2 separate regions of the Homo sapiens genome follow, and region 1 is linked to region 2. The links are chromatin contacts, found by Hi-C in ENCODE. All regions are on one chromosome and are shown on one strand. Each heading gives the region's core, a stretch centred on a gene start or an enhancer-like site at or near the end of the contact. The rest is flanking DNA. Distances are from core to core; before and after follow the strand shown. Region 1 overlaps LINC02145 (long intergenic non-protein coding RNA 2145). Region 2 holds the start of UBE2QL1 (ubiquitin conjugating enzyme E2 QL1).

The links. Hi-C counts contacts between places; a loop is a spot of excess contacts on that map. Pooled maps may share reads with other maps.
Region 1: a map of heart right ventricle shows a loop between it and region 2 (2.5-fold over the local background). The contact joins the enhancer-like site here to the promoter of UBE2QL1 in region 2. A Hi-C loop is called at or near these places in 3 of 168 maps with a recorded cell type or tissue (heart left ventricle and heart right ventricle) and 1 of 50 pooled maps.

The regions. Positions count from the first base shown.
Region 1 is chr5:6,310,384-6,313,724 of GRCh38, forward strand. LINC02145 (long intergenic non-protein coding RNA 2145) reads right to left here. Exons shown (of 2, transcript NR_028351.1): 2 at 58-2,333. Among named protein-coding and RNA genes, the nearest start is that of LINC02145, 25 kb to the right of the region's middle. Within about 2 kb of position 1,893, at least 2 of the 41 ENCODE cell types and tissues checked have a DNase peak (open chromatin) inside an H3K27ac peak, as active enhancers do; they include heart right ventricle, where a contact is called at or near this core.
Region 2 is chr5:6,447,333-6,450,588 of GRCh38, forward strand. UBE2QL1 (ubiquitin conjugating enzyme E2 QL1) reads left to right here and starts at 1,527. Exons shown (of 2, transcript NM_001145161.3): 1 at 1,527-1,915. The coding sequence starts at 1,562. LOC105374639 (a long non-coding RNA gene) reads left to right here and starts at 2,005. Exons shown (of 2, transcript XR_007058679.1): 1 at 2,005-3,256. RefSeq lists a silencer at 1,490-1,559.

The sequences.
Region 1 (3,341 bases), core at 643-3,142, 140 kb before region 2:
ATAAGGACGATGACCCTTTGATGACCCACTTCCACTTAATGAATGGTAAATATTTTTCTTTCTTACGATTTTTTATTAGCAATTTATTTTCTTTAGCTTGCCTTATTGTAAAAATACAGCGTATAACACATATAGTATACAGAATATGTGTTATCTTCTGTTTAAATTATCAGTAAGGTTCCTGGTCAACAGAGGCTATCGGTACTTAAGTTTTGGGGGAATCAAAAGTTATACTCAAATTTTCTACTGCAAGGTAGGTCTGAGTCCCTAACCTCTGCACTGTTCACAGGTCAACTGTGCTCCCTTTGTGCCAGACAGGGGATATGCTGAAAGTAACAACAAAGAAAGTCAATGACTTCGTTAGGATGCCATGGAGTGTTGAAGTCTTGACTCCAAGGACTTCAGAATGTGATCTTATTTGGAAAGAAGGTCCCAACAGAGATAATCAAGGTAAAATCAGGCCTAATGGCCTCAGGGTTTGGGCCCTAACCAATATGTCTGGTGTCCTTAAAACAAGGGGAAACGTGGGCACCATCATACACAGAGAGAAGATGATGTGACAATGCAGAGAGAAGACGGCCATGTGAAGATGGAGGATTAGAGTGCACAGTGTGGAAACAAGCCAAGGGACCTCTGTGGCCAACAGAAACTGGGAGAGGGCCAGGCGTGGTGGCTGATGCCTGTAATCCTAGCACTTTGGGAGGCCGAGGCAGGCAGATGATTTGAGGTCAGGAGTTTGAGACAAGCCTGGCCAACCTGGTGAAACCCCACCTCTACTAAAAATACAAAAATTAGCCAGGCGTGGTGTTGGGCGCCTGTAGTCACAGCTACTCAGGAGGCTAAGGCAGGAGAATCACTTGAACCCAGGAGGCGGAGGCTGCAGTGAGTCGAGATCATGCCATTGCACTCCAGCCTGGGCAACAGAGAGAGGCACAGGACAGATCCTCCCTAGAGTCTTAAGGGAGCCTTAGGGAGAGAGATGGGACAGATCCTCCCCTGAGGGCACCTTCATCTTGGACTTCTGGCCTCCAGAACTGTAGGACCCACCTAATCTATGTTTTGTCACAGTAGCCCTAGGAAATGAATACACACAGTCATCTACTCAAACCCTAAAGGTGGGAAGAATAACGACGGCTGGGCACTATGAAGGGAGGTGTGCAGTGCTACAGGTTCATATCAGAGGGTCTTTCCTGGCCAGGAGACTCAGAGACCTGCCTCTGAGGAAGCCACACTTGCATTGGGAGAGAAGCAAAGCCTGTGGGCAAATAGGCAGAGGAGCTTGGGAGCAGGAGGCCCTGGGAACCCGAGGGGGGCAGGTGATCTGTCCGCATGCAGGCTATGGACATGATTAGTGGCATGAAATCCAGGCCTTGACTCTAATGGTTAGATTTGCCCATCAGCAAAAATCTTCCCAGAGGCAATCCTATGAGGATAAGATCTGTAAATACAGGGCTGATGAGATTAAGGCAACTCCTCAAAATCTCATCAGGAAGCAAGTGATGCAGATGGAACTAATAAAAGATTAAATGCAATCTTGAAACCTGTAATGCATAATGCTGTAATTGCGGAGGCCTTTGGAGAATGATAGGAATATTTTAAACAAAGGAAGGAGAGGGAGGAGTGCATTCATGCCCTTCAGCACTGTCTGGGAGGATGGATGTCCCAATTTTAGAGGTCCCCTCCCAGGTCTTTTTCTGGAAATAGCCCCAGAGTCGAAAAGAACAATGCATCTTGCTACCACAGCACATCGGAAGCATCCCTTCAGAATATCCACTTCTCTTTGCTCCAATTTTATGCTCACTAAGCAACCTTCTGAGTTGTAATTTGGTGTTCTGACTAGGTGATTTTTTTTCCAGGCCCTGAGCCAGGACTATTCTGGGGGCCTGCGTTCAGGCTGTGCAGGGACAAGGCAGATATGAGAAGGCCAGGCTCTGACACCAGGCAGCACCACATGAGCCAGAAAAAAAGGGGGGGTTCAAGACTGGGTCAGCTCAGAAGAGCAGGGGAGTGCAATGTCCCTAGAAGACGGGTCCCTCCAGCCTGGCAGGCAGCACTGGGAGGCTCGGCTGAGCGGCCGATCCATCTTGGGCACGTGTACATGTTCCATGTGTCTTGAGAGAGCAGGCAGAGGAACCCCAGGAGAGGGGAAACCTGATAGAAGGCAAGGCCAATGTCTTCAGTCAAGAAGGATGTGGCTGTTGCAGGGCCCATAGGAATGAGATCATGTAGCATTTGTCCTTCTCGTTTCTTCTTGCACTTGGCATAACATCCTCCAGGGCCATCTACGTTGTTGGATGGAGGATTTTCTTCCTTTTTAAAGCAAAGAGGTAGATCTAGAGTGTTCTCACCACACACACACACACACACACACACACACACACACAGAGAGAGAGAGAGAGAGAGACAAAAGTAACTGTGATGTAATGGACATGTCAATTAGCTTAATTGTGGTGATGTTTTGTAATGTACACATATATCAAAACATCAAGTTGTACACCCTAAATATACACAATTCCTATTTCTTAATTATAACTCAGTAAAGAAGAAAATAAAAGGATGTGGCCAGTGTGTAGCTGGCCCAGAAGGCAACATTGGTCTCTGCCCAGCCCTGTGATACACCTTTGAGGCTGACTCTGTGACACCCCATCCCCCACCGCCAAAGCCTCTCCACCTTTGGTAACCGGAGTATCTGGCCCTGACGCTTGGTATAGACGTGTTTCTTACTTAAAGTTCAGTTAGTGGTGGACACCCATTGAGGATTCGATGAAGAAAGGTGAAAAGTGATTTTGGATTATATTTCTCTGCAGGTTTTCTTGTTTTCCCTTAAGCCAAGGCCCACTGATGTTCACAGTAAGTACACAGGTTGGAAAATATATCATAAATCAGGACAAATTGAGAACTATCCTACAAGACCCAGCCAGAAGACTATCTGATTTACTGAACTTCTTGTCCAATGTTAGAGAAGGTAGTTGTGTCAATTAGTAATATGGTAAATTTAAAATTTGTGGTCACAAACTTGGAAACTCAAAAATGGATGGTTCTAACTCTATAATGGAATTCAGTGGAATTTACACTCTGTTTAGAGCTCTTCATTTACCCAATTCCATGCATCTCATTCAGCCCCATGTCCGTCCTTCCCATGTGATTGACACATTTAGGGAAATTACAAATCATGGTGTCATGGAAGGGGAATGCTTTAGTATGAATATTTTGGGTCCTGGCCAACATCCATGGTGAGAAATTGATTCTACCTGTTCCCTCTTCACCAATGGCAGAAGCATTCTCAAGTGCTCCTAGGACCTCTGATGCTCTCTCCTGGGGGCGCTAAAATCCTCTGATGC
Region 2 (3,256 bases), core at 277-2,776:
ACACACCGTACACACACCACACACCACACACACACTCACACACTCACACACACCACACACCGCACACACACACCACACACCACACACACTCACACACCACACACCACACACACTCACACACCACACACCACACACACTCACACACCACACACCACACACACTCACACACCACACACATCACACACAGACACACCACACACACACTGCACACACACACCACACACCACACACATCACACACACACCACAAACATTACACTCATACCACACACATCACACACACATCACACACACCGCACACACGCACACACTACACACATTCCCACACACTCATACACCACACACACCCTCACACACACACCACAAACACACCACACACACACCACATCAGTCACACACCACACACACACAAACACCACACACACGCACACACTACACACACACCACACACTCATACACCACGCTCACACACCCCCACACACACCACACATATCATGCATTCACACACCACACACAAGCACACACATGCACACACACTACACACACACCACACACTCATACACCACACACACGACACATACCACACACACCACACATTCACACACTACACACTCATACACTATGCTCACATACACCATGCAAACACCACACACACCACACACCACACTCAGACACCACACATTCACACAAAGCACACACACCACGCTCACACACAACACACCACACACACCACACACTACACACAATTACACACACTACTCACACACACCACACACACACCACACACACACACCACACACATCACCCTCACACCACACACAAAACACCCTCACACACTCACACATCACTCTCACACACACCATACACACATTACATACACAGCACACACACACCACACCCTCACACCACATCCCAGTCACACACCACACACTCACACACTAACACCACATACACGCACACACATATCACACACTCATACACCACGCTCACACACCCCACACACACACCACACATATCACACATTCACACATCACACAAGCACACACATGCACACACACCACACACTCATACACCATACTCACACCCCACACACACCACACACACATCACACATTCACACACGACACACTCATACACTATGCTCACACACACCATGCAAACACCACACACTACACACACTACACTCACACACACACCACACCACACTCACACCATACATACATACACACCACACACCACACTCACACATCACATGCACACACACCACGCTCGCACACACACACCACACAGTGGCAGCAGCAGCAGCACCCCGGGGGCGCGGGCGACGCCAGCCCGGGACCCGGCAAGGGAAAGGGCAAGCGCGCGGCGGAGCTGGCCCCGCGCGACAAGGCGCCGGCGGCTGCGGCGGCGGCGGCGGCGGCTGCGGCGGGGGCCGGGGGCCCCCGCGAGAGGGCAGCGGGCGCCAGGGCGGGGCCGGGCCCGGCGGTGGCGGCGGCGGCGGGCGGCAGCCTGGTCCCCGCGGCGCGCCAGCAACACTGCACGCAGGTGCGCAGCCGGCGGCTCATGAAGGAGCTGCAGGACATCGCGCGCCTTAGCGACCGCTTCATCTCCGTGGAGCTGGTGGACGAGAGCCTGTTCGACTGGAACGTGAAGCTGCACCAGGTGGACAAGGACTCGGTGCTGTGGCAGGACATGAAGGAGACCAACACCGAGTTCATCCTGCTCAACCTCACCTTCCCCGACAACTTCCCCTTCTCGCCGCCCTTCATGCGGGTGCTCAGCCCGCGCCTGGAGAACGGCTACGTGCTGGACGGCGGCGCCATCTGCATGGAGCTGCTCACGCCGCGCGGCTGGTCCAGCGCCTACACCGTGGAGGCCGTCATGCGCCAGTTCGCAGCCAGCCTGGTCAAGGGCCAGGTAAGGCGAGCGCGCCGGGGCTGGGGGCGCGGGGCCGAGATCGGGTCTGCAGCGCCGCCGGGCGCCCGGGCCCCGTGGTGAGGGCCAGCGCCGGCCCCTCCGGCCATCTCGCTCCCTGCTCTGACTACACCAGCGCCCCACGGGGATGCTCCGAGCGCCTCCACCTCTTTTCCCTGAGCGTTTTCTTCCTGCCCCTGCTTTCCGTCCCGTCTCTCCCGTCCCCGTCTGGTCTCAGTCTCTGCCCGTCTCTCTGGTATCGGTCTCTGCCGTCTCTCTGGTCTCTCTAGCTTGCTCATTCTCTCCTCATCCCTTCATAGTTCTCTTCCATCCCTCTTCCTTAGCCTCCCTCTCCCATACCCTCCTCTCCCTTTCCTCCTGGACTCTTTCTCCTCTCACCCCTTTCTCTGTCCCCCCATCTATTCCCACCCCCGTTCCTTTTTCATTTTTTCCTTCTCCACCCTCCCTGGCTCCCCTACTCTTCTTTCCCCTCCGTCTCACCTTTTCTCGCCCCTCTCTTGTCTGCTCCTCAATCTCCTGTCCCTATAATCTCTATGAAGGTGAGAACTTTTTCTGGACCTCAGGATTTAAGTGTCCAACCTAGCTGATCTCCCACCTCCCCAACCCCCCCCACACACACACACACAAGGCTCCTCCGCAGGGGACTCGGGTGGGAGATCTGCAGGTGGGTGCCGTGGGGAGGGACAGCTGCCTGCTTGTAAATCCGCCCCCTGCCTTCTTCTGGGCTGCCTCTCCTGGAAAGGTGGAAATTTTGCTCTTGGGAACTCACTCTAGAGAGGCGGCGGTGTGGTTTGGGCATTCCCTTAAGAGACAAGACCAGACCCCCCCCCCCCACGGCAATGCCTGTTTTCCCCTCAGAGCACCCCCTTCCTTCCCCGAACCCCTTAGGACCACCACCTCTGGGGTAGACGTTCCAGGTCTTGGTCTCTTTCAGACCTGCTTCTTTTTCTTCATCCCCTTACCTCACTGCCCCAAGCAGTTAAATCCTTTATCAGGGCTAAAGATTTTAACGAAATACGAAACGAAGGGCCAAACAGTTCTCCTGAGCCTTCTCACCTATTGCATCAGATGGCAGCTTTACGCAAAGAAACCCCAAAGTACTTGAGAGCAGGGTGAGTGCGTGATGGTGTTATCTGCTCGAATTATATGCTGTCGACTGCGGTTGAGTTCTCTGGTGTTTTCCTGAATCAATATTAAGCATTACTTAAGAAAATTACATTGCTGTGTGGGCATCTTTTAGATTTATGAAAAAATCATCGTTTTCTTTAAAAGACCCCAAATGACCTCGGCTTGATCTTTCTACAGGCGGCCTATCAGAAGCCA